Linked DNA regions of Mus musculus: regions 2 and 3 are each linked to region 1. The links are chromatin loops, found by intact Hi-C in ENCODE. Cell type or tissue: left cerebral cortex. All regions are shown on one strand. Each heading gives the region's core, and the rest is flanking DNA. Links, peaks and the distances in the headings are about the cores only.

Region 1 (7,502 bases), core at 1,323-6,322:
GACTGTTTCTCTAGTGAATCAGTTGCAAGGAACCTCCAGTCCTGGGTAAACCCCTCCCCAACATCTTCCTTACATCATTTGATGTACTCCTAGTACTTTTCTACAGTCTCTGGTTCTGTTCTCAGCCTCACGTGTCACAGAATCAGCCTTCTCCCTTCTTCCAGGGCGTGTCATTACCTTGCCTCTCATCATTGACACATCTAGAAGCTGTTACCCCAGAGTGTGAAATTCTATTGGATTCCATAGAAAACTCTTCTTGAGGGCTAGGAATGTGGCTCAACTGAGAACATTCCTACACCCCAGTGGCTCAACTGGGGTGTGCTTTCCTGGCGTGCACAGGCCTGGACTCCAAATCCAGCACCACATAGCCTAAGCGTGGTGGCACACATCTGTAATCCTGGTGGCACACATCTGTAATCCCAGCTCTTGGAGGGCGGGGGTGGAGGTGGGAAGATCAGGAACCTGCCCTGCAGTTGGCATTGCCTCAAAACAAAACAATCCAAAACAACCCCCCCCCAACTCCCTTCTATTAATCTGATAACAACATTCAAGTCACCTGATCACCCCATGAACACTTTTTGTACATGGTCTATTAATAATCAACACTGGAACCTTAACTAATAGGCTGGGGGATGTTTTATGATACACAGACCTTTTGAACATCTCCTATTCCTCTTCGAACACTAGCAAAGTTCACCAGCTTAATAGATTCTGCAGTGCAGAATGCATGAATGTGAGTATTGAAGGTAATTAGCTTGTTCTAGCCCTTGTCAGTCACAGGATGACTTATTTCACATTGAGTGTTCCTCCAAGACCCTTTCCTAACACCCGGAGGAAAAGCCACGGCAGTGATATCACAGGTGACTGGCTTTGCCTCTAAACATAACTTGACATTGTAAGTGGTGTTTTGTTTTTGTGTTTAAACATGCATGTGCTTTTTTATCTGTACCGGGCCCTGTTCTCAGTATCGACTCACTTAAAATTCAAAGCAGTGTTCTGAGAATAACACTAAGGCATTGCTGATCTCCCAGAAGGGAGCAGGTCACTGGGCAGTGGGTGGCCCAGCTGGGCCGCAAGCTCAATGCTGCTCACCTCTTCGTGCTCCGGACACCATGCTGCTAGGAGCAGGATGAATATACATTCCATTTGCATGTTTACATTCTTTTTAAAAATTTTTCCCTAAATCCCTTTTCATTTGTAAACAGTGTTTCAAAAGGGAAAAAAGAAAAAAGTCCCTCCGGACAATTTAAACAGAGAGGGAATGCATTGAGGAGATGTTGACCCATGACTCGGAAGTTCAAGATGAGGAAGTCAGGTGGGCAGTGTGCTCTGAATCTGTGGGAGTGGTTACTGCGTCTGTGTTACTGGACACAGCATGATAAAGCTTTCATTGCAGTGACAACTACATCACTGTTTCCATGGAAACCAGATGTTGATGCTGGTGTTATTGGTCTTGCTGCTTCTGATCTGAGTCTGAACTTATGCATCTGATTGGCTACCCAAGGTCACATGACTATCATACGCTACATTCCATTCTCATAGGAGATTGGAGAACACATATTTTGCTTCTCAGGGTTACAGAAGGAAACATAAGAGAACTGAACAACATGGGGCAGACTTATTTAATATGTGTATATCTGAGTTAGATACTAAACGTTATGCTGCTTGTACTGGCTGGTCGTCTTAGTCCTTCCTTTCTTCGTTTAAATTAGCAACATTATTGTCTTCTTAATTTCCTTATTTAGGAATAATATAGTTTCGTGTGATGGAAATTTCTCAAGACACGGGAGATGGTTCTACATTTAACATGAACAAAAGGGCTCATGTTTACAGTACTCCCTTCCCACAGTCTCCATATTGTCAAGCACAGATGCTGTGTCTAAATAAAGGGCTGATGCTGTGATGGTTTATATATGCTCGCCCCAGGGAGTGGCACTGTTAGAAGCTGTGGCCCTGTTGGAATAGGTGTATCACTGTGGGCTTTAAGACCCTCATCCTAGCTGCCTGGAAGTCAGTATTCTGCTAGCTGCCTTCAGATGAAGATGTATGTAGAACTCTCAGCTCTTCCTACACCATGCCTGCCTGGATGCTGCCATGTTCCTGCCTTGATGATAATGGACTGAACCTCTGAACCTGTAAACCAGCCCCAATTAAATGTTGTCCTTATAAGAGTTGCCTTGGTCATAGTGTCTTTTCACAGCAGTAAAATCCTAACTAAGATGGATGGTATCTAAAATGTACTCAGTTTATTAACCATTTCCCACGCAGTGCTTGGCTAAGGTCCTCAGCTGTATGGAGGATTTGAGGCACAATATAAATACCTTATTTATTGCAGTGGTATGTTGGGAGCCCTGCTTTTGCTTCTAATATTGACTCCAATTTTTATTTCTAGGACAATAAAAGGTGGAGATCTCATCCCTAATCCTAAGGACGTTTTGTTCTTGTTACTCGTTTCATCTGTATAGGAACACACTATTTATGAGACACAATGCTAGCAAGCCAAGAAATTTGTTATTAAAGCCCAGGTCCTGCTTTACTTTCTATTGATGTGATATAAAGAATGACCAAAAGCAGCTTGGGGGACAAAGGGTTTCTTTCAGTGGACAGTGAAGTCCATCACAAAGTGACGCCAGGACAGGAACCTGGAGGCAGGAACTGAAGCAGAGGCAATGGAGGCACACCGATTACTGGCTTGTTCCTCATGCCTTGCTCAGTCTCCTTTCTTACACAACCCAGAAACACCTACCTACTCAGATGGCACCACCCACAGTGTGCTGGGATCTCACACATCTACCATTCATCAAGAGAATACCCAAAGACCTGCCCACAGGCCAGTCTGATAGAGGCAAAATCGGAACTGTGGTTCCCTCCTCCCTGCTGACTCTAGCTCATGTTGAGCTGACACATACCGCCACAGCCCACTCTACTCAGCTGCTCCGTGGGCCACACTTGTCACGCCACTCTCTAAGAATACTTAAGGAAATCTTTTTGGCATCTTCTAGCTGCTTAGAACAGAATTTACTTCATATGGTGCTTCAGGTTTAAAGCATGAATGATGAGTTTACCCAAGTCAGGGAGAAAAAAAGCAAGTGACAAACTTTCATCTGGCTTATGAGAATCCCTTACTCTTCCAGTGTATATGTCATACATATGCCATTTTAAACAGTTAAGAATAACAATGTAAAGAAATGATTTAAAAAAAAAATACCACATGCAGTGTCTACAGAGGCCAGAAGAGGTCATTGGAGCCCATGAAACTGGAGTTACAGGTGGTTGTGAGTCACCCCGCTGGTGCTGACAACTGAACCCAGGTCATCTGCAAGAGCAGCCAGTGCTCATAGCCACTGAACCATCTTTCCAGCCACATTTAAAAAATATTTTAAGTAAAGTATCACCACAATCATTTAGTGTTTCTGTGCTGAATTGGCATGATAGAGAACTTTATCAGCATTGATTCAGTCCACAATCTTTGTTGGAAGAAATAACCACTTGATAAACAGTTCAAGGGCAAGTCTATAGAAAAGGGGCCCTTAAAAACTGGCTTTTCAAAGTATAGTGTTTTTATTATTAGAGAATTTCATACATGCATAAGCTATATTTTGAAACTATCACACATGGCTTCTATAATGCTGGATTGTGTTCTAGGCAAGCAGCTTACCAATTTAGCTACACTCCCAGGCCTCATAGTTAAAAAAAAAAAAAGAAATTCTAAATCTTGGTATGATTATACATACCCATAACCTTAACACTTGGAATGTAGAGACAAGGGATACAAAGTCAAGGATACCATTGACTGTATATTTAAGGCTAGCCTGATCTACAAGAGACCCTGTCTCAAAACAAAAAATCCAAAGCACCCATGACCTAGACAATTTGTGGGTTTTAACCATTTAAGGGCTCCATACTATCAATGCCTTTCCATAAAATAGATAAATAGCTTAAATTTTCATATGCTACATTTTATAAAATTATTATTGCTCCTTCCCCCTTTCATTATTTCTTGGGATAGTTTTGCTATATAGCCCAGGCTGATCTCTAACTTGTACTCTGCCTGCCTCTACCTACCAAATGCTAGGATTCTGGGCACGGTCCTCCATACAAATAGCACATAACACTTTCTAGGACTGATGACATAGCTTGGTGGTAGAAATGTGCAGAGTTTGCTAAAGACCCTGGGTTCCACCTGATTCGCTGAAGGTGTTTTAAAATTATGAAGTAAATTCACTCTTAGAGGACATTTAAATGACATTAAAATAGACTTTTTACACCCCGGGGTGATTTTTCAACTATTCTATTACTGATAGACGATTATGATTGCCTCCATATTTCTGTGAATACAAACGATTACCATAGCAGACATTTTTTGTGTGCATAGCTTAGAATACGTAAAGAGCTTGAGAGGTGTGTGTTAATGTTCTAATACAGTTGGAGCATGCCTTGAATATTTTATGCTCATTCATTCGTCTCTTGGATGTTTTGGTTCTGTTCTAAATCTTGCTAGTGTCTGTGTTTCTGTCTATAGTAGCAAGGCATAAATATTTCCCCCCCCCTCTGTCTTTCATCACAGAACAGGAGATGAGATTTAGAATCACGGTGTGCGTATTTGTAGCATTTACTACCCAGAGATGGACACGTGCATGCAAAACACTTCCTTCTCCTCCAACCTGGGGGAGAAAACACCATAAATGACAGGAAAGCGCCTCAGAGGTGCTTTTAGAGGAACAGGATACAGTCCCGGGTAAGAGGAAGTCGATCGTCCTCCCTGAGCTGAGAAGGACTCCCTCATATGTCCTTCCCCTGCCTCCAGTCCCGCCTTTGCCTTTTGTTCCTCACACACTCGTTCCTCATACACCGGTAAACTACAGCTTCCTGTGCTCCAGGTCTTGGCACAAGACCATGATTCAGATGCCGCCTTGACCGGCTTATGGACTGGTCTTCATAAAAGGTTCCTTCTGGTTATCTTCATTCTCTGTTCCTCTCACCATTGGCTGGAGCTCAAGGCTGGAGCTCACTCAACTCCTCGTCAGCTCCTTGCCACGCTCAGCCTGGCTATTCCTCCTGATTTTTTTTTTTTATACCGTTGTTTCACTTTTCAAAGGGAAAAAAATACACCTTTTTTTTTTTCAAGTGAAAATCCTTACTACTCCAGCCCCCACTGCCACTCTCAGATTATCTCAATCTGACCAATGTGAGATTGTTCTGTCTAATCCTAGTAACATGTGTGAGGTAGAAAAAAACCACTCATCTCATTTTCTGTAAGAAGAAGTTAAGGTACAGAGACAGTAAGTGACTTGTCTCCAATTACACAGGATATGAGTTCGAATCTGGAACCTAGTTTAGATAATCTGCCTAAATAGTCTTGTCTGATTTGTAGGCGATGCTACGGCTCATCCACCCGGCTCTGTCTTCTCTCTCGGCTATACTTGTCTAGCTAGATCTCTTTCAGTTAAAAGTAACAGAAGAAAATCAAATCAAACTGCATAAGGACAGAGAAAAGAAATTAAATGATTCATGAACCCTAAGACTTGCCCAGGACAGGGTAGGTGCCAGTTATAGCTTAATTTGGGAGCTCAAATGGGCCTAGGACAGGGCAGGTGTCAATCACAGCTTAATTTGGGATTTAGGCAGTTCCATGAGAAACCTGACTTACTCAAAAAGCCACCTGTCACACACAGACTTTATTCTCAGACTGTGTGTGCACGATGGCCCAAAGATTGGAGTGGTTCAAGTTCAGTTGCAAGAAGAGGGTTTGTTTTCAGAAAGCTCTCATTAAAGTTTTCTTAGTCACCGTTTTGGTATCAGCTTTGGGCAGAATGACAGAAAGATGAGTTCCCGAAGGAAGTTTAGCGTTGTTAGAAGAAGGCCAGTGGTGGCTCCTGTCAACAGTTGTCCCTGTGTTTCAACTCTAACTCCGGCTTCCTGGTTACACAGCCATACTTCCCTCAACAGTGTGAGACTCTGACAGAACCCTTGGTTTTTCTTGGATCCTCCACATTTGTGCTAGTTTAACTGTTGTCATGGGCGACTCGGCTGAATAGTTCTACGCCAACCTGACACAAAAGTCTTCTGAGACGAGAGTGCCTCAAAGGAGAAAAATGCATCCACACGATCATGTAGCAGGCAGGGCATTTTCTTAATAGTGATTGATGGGAGAGGGCCCAGTCCTTGTGGGTGGTGTCATCCCTAGGCTCGTTGTCCTGGGTTCTATAAGCAAGCGGGTTGAGCAAACCATGAGGGTTTGAGCAAGCCAGTAAGCAGCATCCTTCCATGGCCTCTGCATCAGCTCCTGCCTCTAGGTTCTTGCTCTGCTTGAGTTCCTGCCCTCTCTGCTTTTAATGATGAACTGTCCTATGACACTGTGAAGAAAATACGCTCTCTCCTTCCCAAGTTGCTTTGGTCATGGTGTTTCATCACAGCAACAGTCACCCTAATAAACACAGTGACCATCTAATAACATGGTTTTATACCCTTTGACCTCTTGGATATAAATGGCCCTTTATCTACCTTCACCAAAGTGTTAAGGATGTGAACATGCATGTTTCCTACCAAACCAGTGCCTTTTCGAGATAGATTGGATATGAGCCTCCCTTTATAGTGCCTACTGTAGCGCAGCTTCAAAATAAATGCATGCCTGCTGGATAATGTGCTAACTCCATACACCTTTCAGCACAACTTGTCACCCTGTGGTTGCAGCGGAGAAAACTGTCGAGTGGAAACTGGCAATGCAAATTAGTTTTGTCAATCTGAGAGGACTTAACTGAAAGCCTCTGCATCACCTTATTAGCGAGATTCCAGCCAATGGAGGGAGGAGAAGACAGGTTGAAGAAATGGTAGCCAAAAAAACTGAACTTGAAGGGGAGGCTTATTCGGGGTGACAGAGAGTAGGAGAGAAGCTGGGCTGTTAGAAATGTCACAGCATAATGTCCAGAGAACACGCCAGATTAGACGGTGATGAGGTTCACGCAGCAGTGGTCTGGAAATGAAGAAACACATTCCAGTGGAAGGTGAAGGTCACGAGAGTGAAGGTCATGATTCCAGTCGTCAAAAGGAACTGCTTCTGAACCCGGATAGACTTGAGTTGTTGCTTAGCTCCCTTAGCAAAATGCTTTGCAAAGAGCAAAATGAAAGAAAAAAAAATCAATTTCTCACTTAAAAACATTTTTAAGTGGGGGTAATGTTTACTGGCGAGGTTCTTTGAAGCCTGACACTGGGCTCAAAGTCCAATAAAAAAATTAGTTATCATTATTACCATAGAGTACATTGATGCGCGACAAGACTAGCGTCCTCAAGGCACTGTGAGGTCTCCTTAAAAGATGATGGAAGAAGCCGGGGTATCAAGAAAAACTGACATAGAAACAGAAGTCCTCCACCAATCACAGAGAAGTGGCCTAGAGAAGAGGGAGAGAAAGCAAAACCACTGCCTGGCAGAGTCTTGAGGCTGGGAGGAGATACATCTGTTAGTTGAAGACACCACACTTGGGAGCCAAACACTCAGCTCTCCC
Region 2 (7,502 bases), core at 1,005-6,004, 68 kb after region 1:
GGGGGTTCACTAACTCCTAACCATCTAGAGAAAATCACAGAAAGAAACAAGAACTTAAAGAACAGACTCTAATCTTTAGTTCTAAGAGAAAGAAAAGGTGGAACTAACTTTGTATTGATCTTAAGAAAAACTTGATTCTAAGGAAAAAAAAAAAAACACCAAAACTCTGTCTGACTGTTGTCTTTGTTCTCAGTACTTTTTCAGGATACATGATCACATGGTGTTCCAAGCATCCTTCTTTCAAAAGTTCACAAGTTCAAACATAAATTCAAATCATAAAATTGAATTAAAAGTAACAACAAAGATGTTTCCATTAAGACTAGTTATCTATGTATTCATTATCTGTCACTAGCTCCACAGGTTCATTAAAAGTTAAAAGCTATACTTCTGATGTCTAAGTTAACAAGGTATGTCAAGAAGCACACCATCTGCCTACTGTCTCATTAGCATTGATAATGAGAAGTTTTGTATAGATAAACCCAGTCAATATTTTATCTTCTGCCCTTGCACACAGAATAAACTGTTCATTCCCTTTTACGGCCTTTAGCTATCAGATAAAGGTTTTACAGCCTAAAGGAATGTATTCCGTAATCATAAATCTGTTTCGTGCCTGCCTTCTGTCTTAGTGTAAATAGCCTGTGACACACAAAGGCTGACAGAATCCTAACTCTGGTTTTTCAAGTTACAGAGAGCCTAAAATTACTTGTATAAAATCTAGGAATTCTTTAGAAACGTTATTAGGAATTAAGAAGTCATCTATTTGTCTACATAGATGAACAGAAGAGTACATCTTTGTTGATCTGAAGAAAATCTTCCCAGTAGGGTGGGCTAATGCCCAGGGATTATTATATTAATTTAATAATGACAGGAAAAGCATTCAGCTGCAAGAATCAACCCTGAGATGAAGTCTCTCCAGCCTTGCTTCCTAGAGCTCTTCCATCCTAATCCATGCAAACTGGTGGAACATTTCAGGAAAACCATCTGCTAGCCTTTAGCCTATCCTAGATGGCTCCTCACAACAACTCAAGGCTATTGATGGGGGGATGGGAGACTTAACAAAGCTAGAGGCAGAACCTAGCCTAGATGGTTTCTTTTCAACCATCTCCAGAAACAGTGAACAGCCTACATTTGCAAGTAGATAATTAATTGCATTGAGAAGCTAAGAGGGAAATAAGTTATTCCAAAGTTAACTCATTAAGAATTTTACCTGTATTGCTATAGGTTAAATAAAAAATTAAACAAAAATACCGGTGTCTTCTTAAACCCTTAGAGCAATGTTTGTATTATCTAAATTTAATACAGAGATGACGTCATTATTACAACGGAATTTTTCAGGTACCAAGTGCCCACCCTGGTAACTGTGCCCAAGCATCAGAAAGAAGACGCTGCTATTGCTGTGGTCCTGGCTCTTTCCTTCAAGAAGTCTGTTTTCATACCTGAAAAAATGAGGAGCATTGAGTTGTGACTTCTTGGTTCTTTTCAAAGTCTGACAACACATCCTGAACAACTGGAGTGTTGACTCGTTTCATGTTTGCTTTGTTCATATACTTCAAAGGGTTTCTGAGTCAGGGAAATCCATGGCATTAAATATGGTAACCAAGAAAGACCAAATGTTCTTATTCATGACTGAGTCAGAGCAAGTGCCTTGGCACCTTCCGAGGGCTCTGTTGCCTTTGCAATGCCTTGGTGTGCTTTCATCTCAACGTTTGTAGCTGTTTTGCTGGCATCTTCATTCCACCCTTACCTTTGTCTTCTTAGGTTCCCAGGCCTGCAGAGGGACTAGAACACAGCATGGTGCAATATGCCCACAGCATTACAGAGACCGGGCAGAGGCAAATGCCATGAGTAGAAATTTCAAATAGGACTGTTAGTTCCTGCAACTGTCATTTCACAACCAATGCCACAGGCAGTGAGAAATTCAGGTGCTCTGTTCTCTGCAGGTGAGACAGTGACTCCCACTCAACTGTAGTGGGATGAAGGACTTCAAAGATGCTGTTTTCAAAGATGCCGCAGGACACAGTGTTTCAGAGTGCTCACTGTTGTTAACCAGGTGGACTCCCAGCCACCAATCTGTTCAGACTTAACATAAGAATCCTTTCTACAGAATCAAGAATATGGCTCAGTTAGTCAAGTACTCGCTATGTAGACATGACGGTGTGACTTCATCCCCAGCACCCATGCAAAAATTGACCAGTTTATAATCCCAGTGCTTAGAAGGAAGACAGGAAGATCCCGGGCTGGGCTTGACAGAGCCTAGCACAGCCAGGAGTCCCAGGTCCTACAAGAGATCCTGCATCAAAACCAAATCAAACCAAACAAGAACGAACAACAAACCCAAAACAAAAAAAGCACAAGACGGGAGCTGGTTGAGATGGCTCATCAGAGAAAGGGACTCTGCCAAGTTAAGAGCACATGATGTTCTTGCATTGGGCCAGGCACACACATGGTGGTTCATAGTCCTCTGTGACCCCAGTCCCAAGGGACCCATCATTCTCTTGTAGCCTTCAAAGGGCACTGTATGCACAGGATGTGAATGCATAAAACAAGCAGAACATTCACATACATTTAATAAAAATTAGATCTTAAATGGCATTTTAGTTCTATTTTCTACTTATTGCTTATATCGAGGAATGTAGATTTTATATATTGAGTCTATGTTCTGTAAGTTTGCTATTTGTTAATTATTCCTAGTGTCTTTTCTGTAGTTTTTAAAGGTATAATTATTTCTTCTGAAGAGGGAGGGTTTTACACTTTCTTTTCTAATTACCATATTTTATAACGCGGTATAATGCGGTGGGAGGGAGTACCTTGGCGGGCCCATGCCAAGGTGTCCCCCTGAGGAATCATGCCATGCAATAGGCCTGGTATAAACATGATGTATTATGGGGGAGGGGGAAGGGGCTTGGGAAGGGGTGGAGGTAGAGAAAAGGGGGGGGGGAGGGAGAGAAGGACAGGAAGAGAGGAGAGGAAGAGAGGCCAGACAGGAACACGTGGGAATACAGAGAGAAAGAGAGAGAGAGAAGATGGAGAGAGAGCTGGGGTAGCGAGCAGTGTCTCTTTATACCCCTGGCTCCAGCGCCTGGCTGGTGACCACGCAAGCTGTTGCTAGGAAGCTGTTGGGCGGAGCTTAGCGGAATTGTCTATAAGCTAACACCATGCACACCAAAGGATAATACTACCAACCTGACAGAGTATAGAATACTTAGGAGAGGAGCCTCTGAGCCTGTCTGTGAGGGAGCTTACAAACCAGTTTAAAAGAAGCTGGGAGAACCACCCTAAATGCTGACAGCACATTTTCACCGGATGCGTTCCCACACTGAAGAGAAAAGGAATCAGAGCTGAGTATCAGTGTTTCTCTCTCTCTCTCTCTCTCTCTCTCTCTCTCTCTCTCTCTCTCTCTCTCTCTCTCTCTCTCTCTCTCTCTCTCTCCCTCCTTCCCAATGGCCACACATATGAACAGCTGGACCACACTTCCACCATCATGTCTTCCCACCATATGGAATGGATCCTCATATGGCAAGCCAAAACAAACACTTCAAATGGCAATGGCCTTTTCCAGATATTTTGCCAGAGCACTGAGAAAAATAAGGAGACAACGTGCATTATTTCCCTTTTGAGTCTGCTGCTCTAGCATGTACCGAGTCTCGGATACCAATGGCAGGGGACATCTTCACTTCTCCCAAGTTCAACAGTACAGCACTTTGTCATTTGCTCTAAAGTTTAGTAAAAAACGGCAGGCTTTTCAGATTCCTTGTAACAAATTAAGGCACCCCCCCCCACACACACACCCCAGCGTTGTGAGGCAGTAAAGCATTGCCTCAGTGGGTCCAGACCCTCGTTCCTTCTCACTTACAGGGCAATTCTCTGAGGACTGTACAGCTGACATGTGGGATTTGTATACATAAATTATTCTCACTTCTAGCTGGGAACAGGAATTATCTCATTTGTTCTCTCTCTGCCTGGGTAGGATTTTTCTCCTGTCAGCCTACTCAAGGTTCAGCTAAGCACTGGAAAGAGATTTGGTCTGCAGACCTTGGATCACCCTCCCCAGGCAGTGGATCTCTACCCCCATAAATTCTACACACTCAGACTGTAAATGTTGATATAGTTCCTGACGTTAGCAGGACTTCCGGGCTCTACTGGGGTTTCTTCTCCCCGAGGACTGATCATCCTAGGGTATTTTATTTTTCTTCTTAATGAACCACAACACGAGGCTTCATGTTGTCTAACTTGTGGAACTGTTACATATTGGACCCAGGTCACTAGCTCATGAAATCTACCTGTTGCTCCAACATGGTCAGAAATCAGTTTGTTTCAATTTTAAGATACAATGAGAGTAACACCCTAAAGACTTCACATTTTATGCATATTTGCTACTCTGTGAGCACATGAACGCTTCTCCTTGGGCATGATCTATCTGAAGTTCATAGATGGACCGGTTTACTCTTTGATCTATGAAAATGAACAGAAGCTTTGAAAATAGATGAAGAATTTATGCTTTGTATCTACCATAGCATGCTATGTAGGGTAACTGCCAAATATGAAAAGGGGTGGCCATTGCTGTGTATATTTGCATTAACATGATGAGGGGCCATCTGCCTGGGGTAGGTCTTAATTGTCAGTCACCATTTATATTGCTTTAAGGACAGCTCAAGCCTGGCTAGACAGGAGAGCACTCCAGCCAGACCGTGAGACTTTTTGAATGGAAATAATCCAACAGCCACTCTTTGTATAAGACATGAGAACTGTAGGAGGGGCTTGTCTTCTGCTTTTATTCATTTACTTTTAACCCATGAATCACATTCCTTGAAAATATCAATAGAAAAATATCAAATAAGACAAGTCTGCTTGACTAAGTTGGTTAATTATTCCTTTATGGATAGAGAAATGAAACAATCTTTTAATTGTTGCTTTGATGCAGGTTTTTCAGGTTTCTTTTTATTATTATAAATTAAGTTATGTGCATGTGGGAGGGCACATGTATGTGTGTCCATCACCCGTGGAAGCAGAGGGGTTGGATATTCCTGAAGCTGGGGTTTTAGGAGTTTGTGAGCTGCCTGATGTGGGCTAACCAGATTCTCCTCAAGAGTGGTTGGTACGCCCTTAACTGCTGAGCCATCTCCTCAGCTAGATGGGGTTTGGTGCATTCCAGGAACCTTAGAGTCTCTTGCCTTATTTCCAGAGTGCTGAGACTGCAGAGTATTCTGGCATAGAAGGTTTATCTGGGGCTGGGAATAGAACCCAAGGTATTGCACACCAGGCAAGTGCTCTACTGACTGAGCTACATCCTCAGTTTCAAAACTGCGTCTTCTTAGGATTATCAGTAAAGAGAACTTTATAACACGCCTAGAAGAAAGTCGGATTACATAGTATGTTACCCTGAGCAAGAAGGACAAAGCATAAGGTAGGAAGCATGGAGGGAAAGGGAAGATAGCAAGGATGGCGTGACTTCCATACAGCAAAGGTGACACTAAGAGATGCTGCTGGAGTTTTGACTGTTGTGGTGTGAACTGTGTCCTCCATCCAAATATATCAACATTCTAATTCTAGGACATGACAGTGAACTTACTGGGAAGTAGGATCTTTGGAGACATAAGGGTATTAAAGGGGACCACCCTTTCTGTCCCTGAACTCACTGAAGAGGAGAAGTAGCTACTGGGTCTCTCATTGTTCATTTGCACAATACCAGCCTAAATCCATGTCCTCAGCATTACAGTCCCTGGTGTCTGCATTATGCACATTTTACAGTAGTCACCTGAAAAGTTATTTTTCCTCTGGTAAAATGAGCCAATTCAAGCCATATTAAAGTGTATATAAACACAGGTTTGTTGGGAAACTGTTCTTGGGTGGTCAAGTTCATTGGCCCCAAGGAAGGAAGCCAGGGAAGTGGCCATTAGAATGGAGAGAGGGGAGGGGGAAGAGAAAGAGAGAAAGTGTGTCCACAGAGAAAAGAAGAGGGGGGAGAAGAAAAAGAGGACGGAGAGGAAGAAGAAGGGGGAGAAGAAAAAGAGGAAAGAGAGGAGGAGGAGGAAGAGGAGGAAGAGGGGGAAGAGGAGGAGGAGGAAGAGGAGGAGGAGGAAGAGGAGGAGGAGGAGGGAAACCAAACTGTCTGGGTTATATAGAAAAGAGTCTCTAGAAGAAGGTCAACCCATCTCTTCTGGGCTGGAAAGTTCTGAATGCCAGGTCTGCTTTCCCTCAGCCTCTTGTCTCAGTATCTGAAACCAAACATCACCTCTGTTGTTTTTCTCCTTTGAAGCAATTGCCTGACACTTATTAGATACTTAGTATTTACTGGACTAGACCAGCCTGAGTCTATTTCTGACCTGATGGTGTCCTTATAGGAACAGAGCAGGCACAGGAAGAGGAGCTGAAGTAAGGCTGGTGGCTGCCCAACGCACAGTAACCACCTGGCCAAGGCTGAGAGAGACCTCCTAGAACCTTCCGAGGTCCCGCTGACTCACTGGCTGTGGACTTCTGACCTCTTAACTTTGTCAAAGTTATTCATGCCATATCATATAATAATATAAGCCACCAAGCTTGTGGGTATCTGTATGTGTGTGTGTGGGGGGGGGGAATAGGGGCGGAGGTGTTACTGTAGCACTTGGAAAATAATATAGTCACCTAAACTCAAACTTGACTGAGCTGCTTATTAGTTACTATCTTGAGGAATTATTTTAGCTTCTTTTTAAAGTAGAGTTTGAGAGAGAGAGAGAGAGAGAGAGAGAGAGAGAGAGAGAGAGAGAGAGAGAGAATTGAAAGATCTACTTCTTGCCTTATGGAAGAGAGATAGCACACCAGAGAGAAAATCACATGAACCATAAAACAAGGTATATTGTTGATTATCGCGAGAGGAGCCTAATAGTTATCAGCTAATCAAATGCCTCAAAGGGAAAAACAATACTGGTGACTATTGCTTTAAAGTCCACCTAACACTGTGAGACCCCGAGAGTCACAATGCTGAAGGCACACTCTAGACCAGTGGTTTTCAACCTTCCCAACAACCCTTTGGCACAGTTCCTCATGTTGTGCTGACCCCAAGCATAAAATTATTTTTGTTTCTACTTCATGACTAATTTGCTACTGTTATGAATTGCAATGTAAATATTTTTGGAGATAGAGACTGACCAAAGGGGTCGTGACCCACAGGTTGGGGGCCGCTGCTGTAGCCAGAGTACATATGCTCTTAATTACTTTGACAGCAAGCTCAGAGATAGGAAACAGCCTCGCCCATGTACCCCTCTATTCACCCCTCCATCTATTTACTCTTTATGTGTCTGTGGGGCAGCGCCCGCAGAGCCTGAAAGATTGTGAGTCAACTTACACAGGTTCTGGGAACCAAACTCAGGTCCTCTGGAACAGCAGCAAATGTGTTTCAGCCACAGAGTCACCTCTCCAGCTCACCATTCGTCTATCTATTCCTCAATGCATTTGTCAAGTAGCTGATGTCAACGGCTTCCAGATTGGAAACTAACCAAACAGAATCACTTATCAGTAAGTAGGTT
Region 3 (7,502 bases), core at 1,005-6,004, 540 kb after region 1:
GGCTGGGTGCTCAACTGTCTATAAGGGAAGGCAGTCCCCTGCTCCACAGAGGCAAGCAGAGTCCTAGCAGGCCTGCCCCTTCAGCTCTCCATCTGCGAGGGAGGAGTGAGTCAGAGCACAGAGTCCCGAGCTTTGCTAATGGTCCATCTCCATTTGGTTCTGTGAAAACCTGCACACTCTCTTCTTTTCAGTCGTGTCTTCTGGGACATCCTCTTTGGCCTTTGGAAATGAGGAGGAGTGACAGAGCCTGGGCAATACTGACCTTCTTACAGTCTTATTACCCCGTCTTTACAGGAGTGTTCCTGACATGACATCCTTGTCCAGGAAGGTCCCCGAAGTTCAGCCTTTCCTGAACCACCATTATGTCTGAAATACACTGCTGGGTTGATTTCAATCCTAATCTGTGTTGGCTTCCGGGGTAAGGCAGGAAACCAAGAGAGCATGTGGAAAGAATCCTTCAGAGTCTCCTTGGGGAGGGAGCTCAGCTGATGACATGCTTATAATCCCTGGGACAGAATCTTTTTGTCCGAGGACCTGCCCAGTCCCTGGACATGACTTTTCCTTGACAGATATGGACAAAGATCTACTCACCGCAGACATGGCGCCATTGACAGACCAAGGAAATAATCCCATCCAAGCCTAACTTGTAGCAATGTGTTTACCGGGGTTTCCTATGGGAGAATGGACGATTGGTTCCTCGTGGCTCTTCCACAAAAACATGGGCAACACTGCAACTGCATCACAAAACAAGACCATCACAGAAGAGGGACAGGCTCCTGAGAGCTGCGTCCAATGACCTCCCTGAAACCCCAGAGGCTGGAGAATCTCCTCCTTGCCAGCAGCTATTCAATGCTTTGCATCCCCTCCTAGGGTCGGGTCAGGTCAGCTTGCAGTCTAGTAACTTCCTTGTGTTTCACGAGCCGCCCCCTTCCTCCACTGGGGAATGTTTCAATCTAGAGGAAACAGCTATCTAACTGCAGCCCCAAGAGGCTTTCTTCCCCCTAGAGTCAGAGACTCATTGAATATTTTAAATATTTCAAGAACAGCGTGTATGTATTCAGCTGTACATAAAAAATGCATGGATTTCCTCAGGAAAACACAGCCTCACTGAGAAAACGACAGAAACAGAGTCCTTACGCATTGCAGCAGAAAGCCACCCAGTGAGTAGACATGAGGACGGCTGAACATAGGCAGAGAAAGACATAAATTCTGAGGAAACTATATCTGCCACGGTCAAGACTAACACCAGTCTAACAATGGCAGCCTGGGCTGACTGCTCCATCCAGATGCACACTCTAATTCCCGGAACACGAGATGGTGTCATCTTCTCAGCTATAGCAACTTTGTGGGTGTGTTTGAGAAAGGGAGGTTCTTATACTGTAAGTCTTACAAGACAGGAACAAGAGGGCTAGAGGGTGGCTCAGTGGTTAGGAGCTCACACTGTTCTTCAGAGAACCGAGCTCTACTCCCATTACCCATGTCAGACAGCTCACAGCCACCTGTAACTCCAGTTCCAGGGGATCCAGAGGCCTCTTCTGGCTTCTGCAGACCTGCATTCATGTGCAAATACATGTGGAAACACATATATAATTAAAAATAAATATTTTAAAGGCAGAAGAATCCACCAGGGAGACGGGGAGACAGAAGGGGAGCCAGGAGACCTTTGGAACCTGAGATTCACCTACTTGGTTTTATTACTGGCTTTGAAGGTGGAAGAAGGCGCCACCAGCCAAGGAATACAAGATGCCCCGGAAGCTTAGAATAGCCCTCAACTGACAGGCAACAAGAAAACAACCTTTCTGCCTCAAAACAGCAAAAACTGAGTTTTCCAACACTCCAAATGATCCTGCAAACCAGATTGCTTTCCAGCCTTGAGAAAGGAACATAGCCCTAAGGACATCTCGGTCACAAGCCCATAAGAGACAAAAGTCTCCTGTGAGACTTTGGACCCATAAGACTGTGACATGCCAGACTTGCATCATTGAGTTTAGCATAATTTACTATAGCAGAATAGAAAACTATCTACATAGGCACAGTTCCCGTAGTCTGTGGAGGGAGCCTTAGTCAAAACACTGATCATTTTAGCTCTTGTTCCACACTTAACCTCAGCAGACAGCCTGTTGAGGCCACCATGAAACACAGCTGCCATTGGCCATCCATCCCGGGAAGCCTGAAAATGGAGGCCAGAATCCACTCTTGTATGTTTCCCCCATGTATGTCTTCATGCAACAAACCACAAAGCTCTACTGTCTTGGACAGGTACCAAAAAACTAGGGAAGGACCTGACCTAAGCCAACCAAAGAGCGACCCAGCAGCCACAGTCTACAGCAGTGGACAAAGCAACTGAATCCTCTATTGGACACCAAGAATCAACAGATGATGGATGGCTGTTGGAAGAAAGGGCACAGAGTAAAAGGATTTTAAACAGCAAAGGCAATTCAGAAGCTAACAGAAAGATAGAGACCAGCCCACCAGGAAACCTTGATGTTTTTAAAAGGAGGACAGAAGAAGAGGAACATGGGGCAGTTGTCTGATAAGAGCACTTCCCAAAGGCAGGACATTATGATACAGAAAGGGAATAAAGGCTCCCTAGCCCTGAGGGAGCATGAGAGAAACAGACAGAGTGAACCCTGCTGACCATGAGCAAACGTCTAGGCTCCAGGAAGCCAGCTGAGACATTCCCCGTTGTCTACTCATTCTTCACGTCCTTCTATCAAGCTTTTCCCTCCCTGGTTGATGTGATGTCTCTTTTCTATGGAACTGAAAGAGCCTCAGTAGCACAGGTTCACCAGACTCTGCAGACAGTGGCTGACCTGCTGTGCCGAGGTAAAATGCGTTTAGAATCCTTTGTCCCTGAGAAGGGTGGGACCCCTCTGGAGTTCACTGCTTCTTGTCTGTTAGGTTGTTTATTGAGAAGTCACCAATGAATCTCCAGAAAGTACTCTGTTAACCAGTCACATCCAGTATCACTTACACAGAAAAGGTTAGATTCGACAAAGAGGAAAGAGAAACTTCCTTAACCCAAGCAACGTATCTGTCATCAACTAACATGAGTGTTATAACTACAGTCTGGAACCAATCACGTCAAGGTGTGAGTCCTTTCTCCCTTCCTGAACGGTAACTATCGGTAACTATCGGGACTCAGTGGGTAAGAGCACTGGCTGCTCTTGCAGAGGACTCAGGTTCTGTTCCCAGCGCCCACATCCCTCACAACTGTCTCTAACTCCAGTTCCAGGAGATTGGACATATTCTGGTCTCCTCTGACACTGCGTGTGTGTGTTTCATAGACGCACACGCAGGTAAAACACCACACACACTCACACTCTTTTAGATAAACTATCAATTTTGGGTAAAAGATTTTAAAGTTTAATAATATATTTAATTATATCCATAGTATGTATGTGTTGGTTCACCACTTTGGGGGACTTATGACAATTTTTCTGACAAAGAGGCTCAGAGTCTTTGTAACAGAATTAAAGACCATCTTGCTCCCCTTCTACCATAGCATTTTATCTCCCTCAGTGACAGCTCACGAAAGAACCTGCTGTGTGGGATTTACTAGCGAGAATAACCTTCTACTAACAGTAAACAACAGATCTACCGCTCAGAAATATCAGCCTCAGAGGAAACAGACAGACAGGCTCAAGAAGACATGATCTGATCTTGGTTTCCCTGTTTCCCTTTTAGGGTGGCAATAAGCCATCTTGAACAGTCGAGTCCCAGCCACTTGATTACACGTGACAATCAACCTCCACAAGAACAATTGAGCAAGGCAGGCAGTGACTGGGAGACTTCACACAGGGAGCTAGAGTAGAGGGACCGGACCCCTTAGCCAGCTCTGTGGGGCTGGTCCTGCAGTTGAAATGCCTTCTTCAAGCCCACCTTGTTTCTGAGTGTCTCTCTGAGCAGGGTTCCAGCTCCTACTGTGACCTGCCTGATTGAGTAGCTAAGCACTTTAGGAAGGCAGGCTTGCTTTAGGACCTGGTGCCACCTGTTGGTCAATCCATGACCAACATTTCTGTGTCAATCCCACCAACTTGTCCCAAGTCAGTCTGTGCAAGAAGCCCTTTGAAAAACAGAAGCCATCTCAAGAGCATTCCCTTCAGCCTCATTTCCCTGCGCCTGCCTGTTGGTGCCAATAAAAATGGCTGAATTGTCAGATCAGTCTCTGGACTTATTTAGTAGTGGGGAGAAAGTTGCTTAAATTCAAATTTACCAGAAAATAAGACAATTTCTTTCCACATGCCCAGTGTGCCGCAATGATCACATGACTCCGGGGTAACCATGCCAGTTTTCCTGCCTGTACACAAATATGACTTCTTCGCACTTGTGTTGCTGTGTGAAAAAGCATCGGAAAGTTCTGGAATGACAGCTCAGAGAATTAAGACAGCAGGCCAGTTCAAACGTCCTCCTTTTCACTGGTGAGGTGGTTTTAAATAAAATATTTCTGGCATTTGTCTTCCATATCTTAAAGTGGTTATCACCTTACCAAGCCCCAGAGAGCTACCTGAGGTAACATGTGGCTACCTGAGGTGACATGTGCAGCGTAGAGATGGACATTTGAGCCACCACAGTTATGGACACTTATGAGAAGTATTGAATCACAAAATTGATTTTACAGGACATCTTTCCATGCCTGGGAGCTCTGTGTGAGCGTAGTTAGAAAGGCACACGTGGCACAGGAGTGCACACTGGGATCCTCGTTGCTCATACAGCCCTGGAAGTTTATTAAATCAGGCTTCGTGCCTCGTTAAACAAGCTTACATAGCAAATGACTGGGCACTTGCTAAGGGTCTCTCCCATTCAGCCTTGCATCGGGCTGTCTCCTGCTACTCTGCCCTCTCCATTTTAAATATAGATGGAGACTAAGAGAGGTGTGTTCTTTCCTAGAGGCTCATCCACTTTTCATCTGTGTGTGGCATCCACACAACTTCGCTGGCTCTTTGGAGTTTTATTTATGACTCTGTTAAAAACACCGAGCGCCATATATAATTTAACGATGAGGACAAAAGTGTGTGCATGCAGCAGGATGCCCCTCACAAGATCATAGATCTGAGCAGGGGTTGAAGAGCCAAGAATTCTCTTCTTAAGAGACTGAGAACCAGATGTTGTAAAAACAAAAGAAATTTTAACTTGTGATTTTTTTTTCCATTCTATTACCAAAAGAACCAAAGATGACTGCGTTAACCCCTGTACTAAGGGACAGGACTGATATTGTTCCATACTAATGTGGCATTACTGTGTGGTTGGAAGTTATGGATAGCCCCATCAAGAGAATAGATTGGCACAGGTTATCCACAAAATACGTTTAGCGATATTCTGGCAACGTCCTCTGATGTAAGAGCCTGCATTAGGGATGTTCATGTTCATGGCCACACAGTCTGAGGCATTTTTCCTCTTAGCCCCAAATGTACTTGTATAGCCCTCACAGATAGCCCCTCTATCTTCAAATGTACCCGAGACTCTGACGACTGTCACAGCTCTTGTCAGCTTGACACAAACCTACTAACGTCTGGGAAGAAGGACTCTCAGATGACAAACTGATTCCATCAGAATGGTTTCTATACCATTTTCTTGATGGCTGATAAACACAGGAAGGCCAGCCCCTGTGGACAGTGCCATCACTAGGCAGGTGGTCTGACCAAGCCAGGGAACAAGCCAGAAAGCTTAGTTCTCCATGATCAGCTTCAGTTCCTGCCTCAAGTTCCTGCCTTGACTTCCCTCAGGGATGGACTGTGACCTATAGACAATAAAACTCTCTCCTCCCACAACTTTCTTCTGGTCCTGTGGGGCGGTGAGCTAGTCGAGCACAGGCCTGGAATCCTGGTGACCCTAAGGGACCGAAGGTGTTCAGCCATGCCTCCTGGACCCCTCCTGGACCCCTGACTCCTGTCGCAGCTACAGCCTCCCACCACCATCACCTCCACCCCACCCCCCAGAGAGGTGTGTGGCCATCAGTCATGTTCATGTAGGCAATGCTCCAAGCTCCTGGTATTCTGTCTGGATTCCACCCCCACAGTTACCTGGCAACAGCCAGGTATGAGCCGCCCCACGGTTACCTAGCAACAGTTAGGTGGGCCCAGCCCACTATAAAAGGAGCTGTTTGCCCCCTCCTCTCTCTCTTACCTCTTATTCTCTTGCTCTTACTCTTGCTCCCTTGCTCCCCCTCTCTCCACCTTCTCTCCCCCCTCCCCTCCCTGTGTGGCCATGGCCGCCCTCTGCTTCTCTACTCTTCTCCCTCTCTCTGCCTTTCTACAATAAACGCCTTAAAAACCATGGATTGTCTCTTCTCATTGGGACCGCTGTGTTGGAGCAATGGAGCAGGTCTTCCCCGAACAAGCCACGCGTCTAACCTCCCACCAGGAGGACTCCTTGCACAATAGCCACGGCTTCCGCCAACCCAAGACGTTGCAGACCAAGCCAAAGGCTCTCATCCCTGCAGTAACCAGCTGGAGCTCTCTCCCCCTGCCCTTTTCCCCTCAGTCCCCGGGGCCAGAGTCCGCCCGCCATCCCCACTCTGTTTCTCGCCTCTTCTGAGACATCCAGGGGCACCTGAAATGTCCAAGACTGAAAACCTGACGTCCTTGGCCTCCTTGCGGCCCAGGGACCCCCAGAACCGGCACGGCACTTCCTCAGTGCTCAGCGGTGTCTGTGGTGCCTGAGAATCTGATCCCGATTCCGGCAGTTCCGAGGGGACCCCAGACCGCTCCTTCGCCACCCCCGGAGCGGGGGTCCTGCGTCTTCTCACAGCCCAACGCCTGTCCAGTGGTTCCATAGGGGTGTGCACAATCCAAACTTCCGGGAGTCTCGCCTCGCCCAGCGGCCCTAGCGTACATGGGACCCCATTTTTACCCCACATGGTCCGTGTTTTACCACAACAATAAAACACTCTGGGAAAAGAGCTTTTGGAATAGCTTAGTTCTGTACTTTACACCTTGTTATTAACACCATAAATTTTTTTAATTAAAAGCCATATTCTATGATAATGAGCAACACAGCAATTTAGTAGCAAACACACAATAGCAGTATAAAAACATAAAGGTATGTGTAGTAGGTAATGTTAAGGAGAAGAATATACATATTTTTCTATAAAGTTGAAGGCTTTATAGAATTTCTGAGGCTAGCAGAAATTATGTGTATGTAATATAGATGAAGATGCCGTGATCATCAGCGATATCCAATTCTATGCCCCATAGACTCTGTGACCACCACCACCCACCCTCCCCCTCTAGAGTAGCTGAGCTCTTGGGCTGCTGTGAAGTCCTGCAGACCACTGCACTAAACAACAGCAGTGTTTTGTGTCTTGGGTGTGGAGGCTAGAAGGAAAACACAAGGTGTTGGCAGGGCTGGTTCCTCCTCAGGAATTCATTTGAGGTCCCTAACCAGGCTCCGATGCCTCAGACTCTCCTTGCCCCCCACCCCCCACCCCCACAACCCACAACCCCCACCCCCCACATCCCTGTGCCTTCATAGCATCTCCCCTTTGTTTCTGAGTCCTAAGA

What was found. A loop is a pair of places that touch in the nucleus more often than their neighbours do. Peaks named below come from ENCODE experiments on the same cell type or tissue, not always from the same donor. Only the 100,000 strongest peaks of a DNase experiment are listed, where the experiment ranks them.
Region 2: a loop joins it to region 1, with 5 times the contacts of the local background. A loop is called at or near these places in 2 of 42 quality-filtered maps.
Region 3: a loop joins it to region 1, with 3 times the contacts of the local background. A loop is called at or near these places in 16 of 42 quality-filtered maps.

Annotation. Positions count from the first base shown.
Region 1 is chr1:189,036,676-189,044,177 of GRCm38, forward strand. Gm36561 (a long non-coding RNA gene) reads left to right here. Exons shown (of 3, transcript XR_373831.3): 3 at 1,746-2,169. Among named protein-coding and RNA genes, the nearest start is that of Gm36561, 5.7 kb to the left of the region's middle. In left cerebral cortex, for the core only: a CTCF peak has its summit at 3,247 (motif pointing right); a DNase peak (open chromatin) is centred at 2,857; H3K27ac peaks cover 677 bases.
Region 2 is chr1:189,104,897-189,112,398 of GRCm38, forward strand. No RefSeq gene overlaps it. Among named protein-coding and RNA genes, the nearest start is that of Gm36561, 74 kb to the left of the region's middle. In left cerebral cortex, for the core only: no CTCF peak of the experiment used is centred there; DNase peaks (open chromatin) are centred at 3,158 and 3,977.
Region 3 is chr1:189,575,584-189,583,085 of GRCm38, forward strand. No RefSeq gene overlaps it. Among named protein-coding and RNA genes, the nearest start is that of Gm30088, 40 kb to the right of the region's middle. In left cerebral cortex, for the core only: a CTCF peak has its summit at 3,996 (motif pointing left); DNase peaks (open chromatin) are centred at 1,105 and 3,998.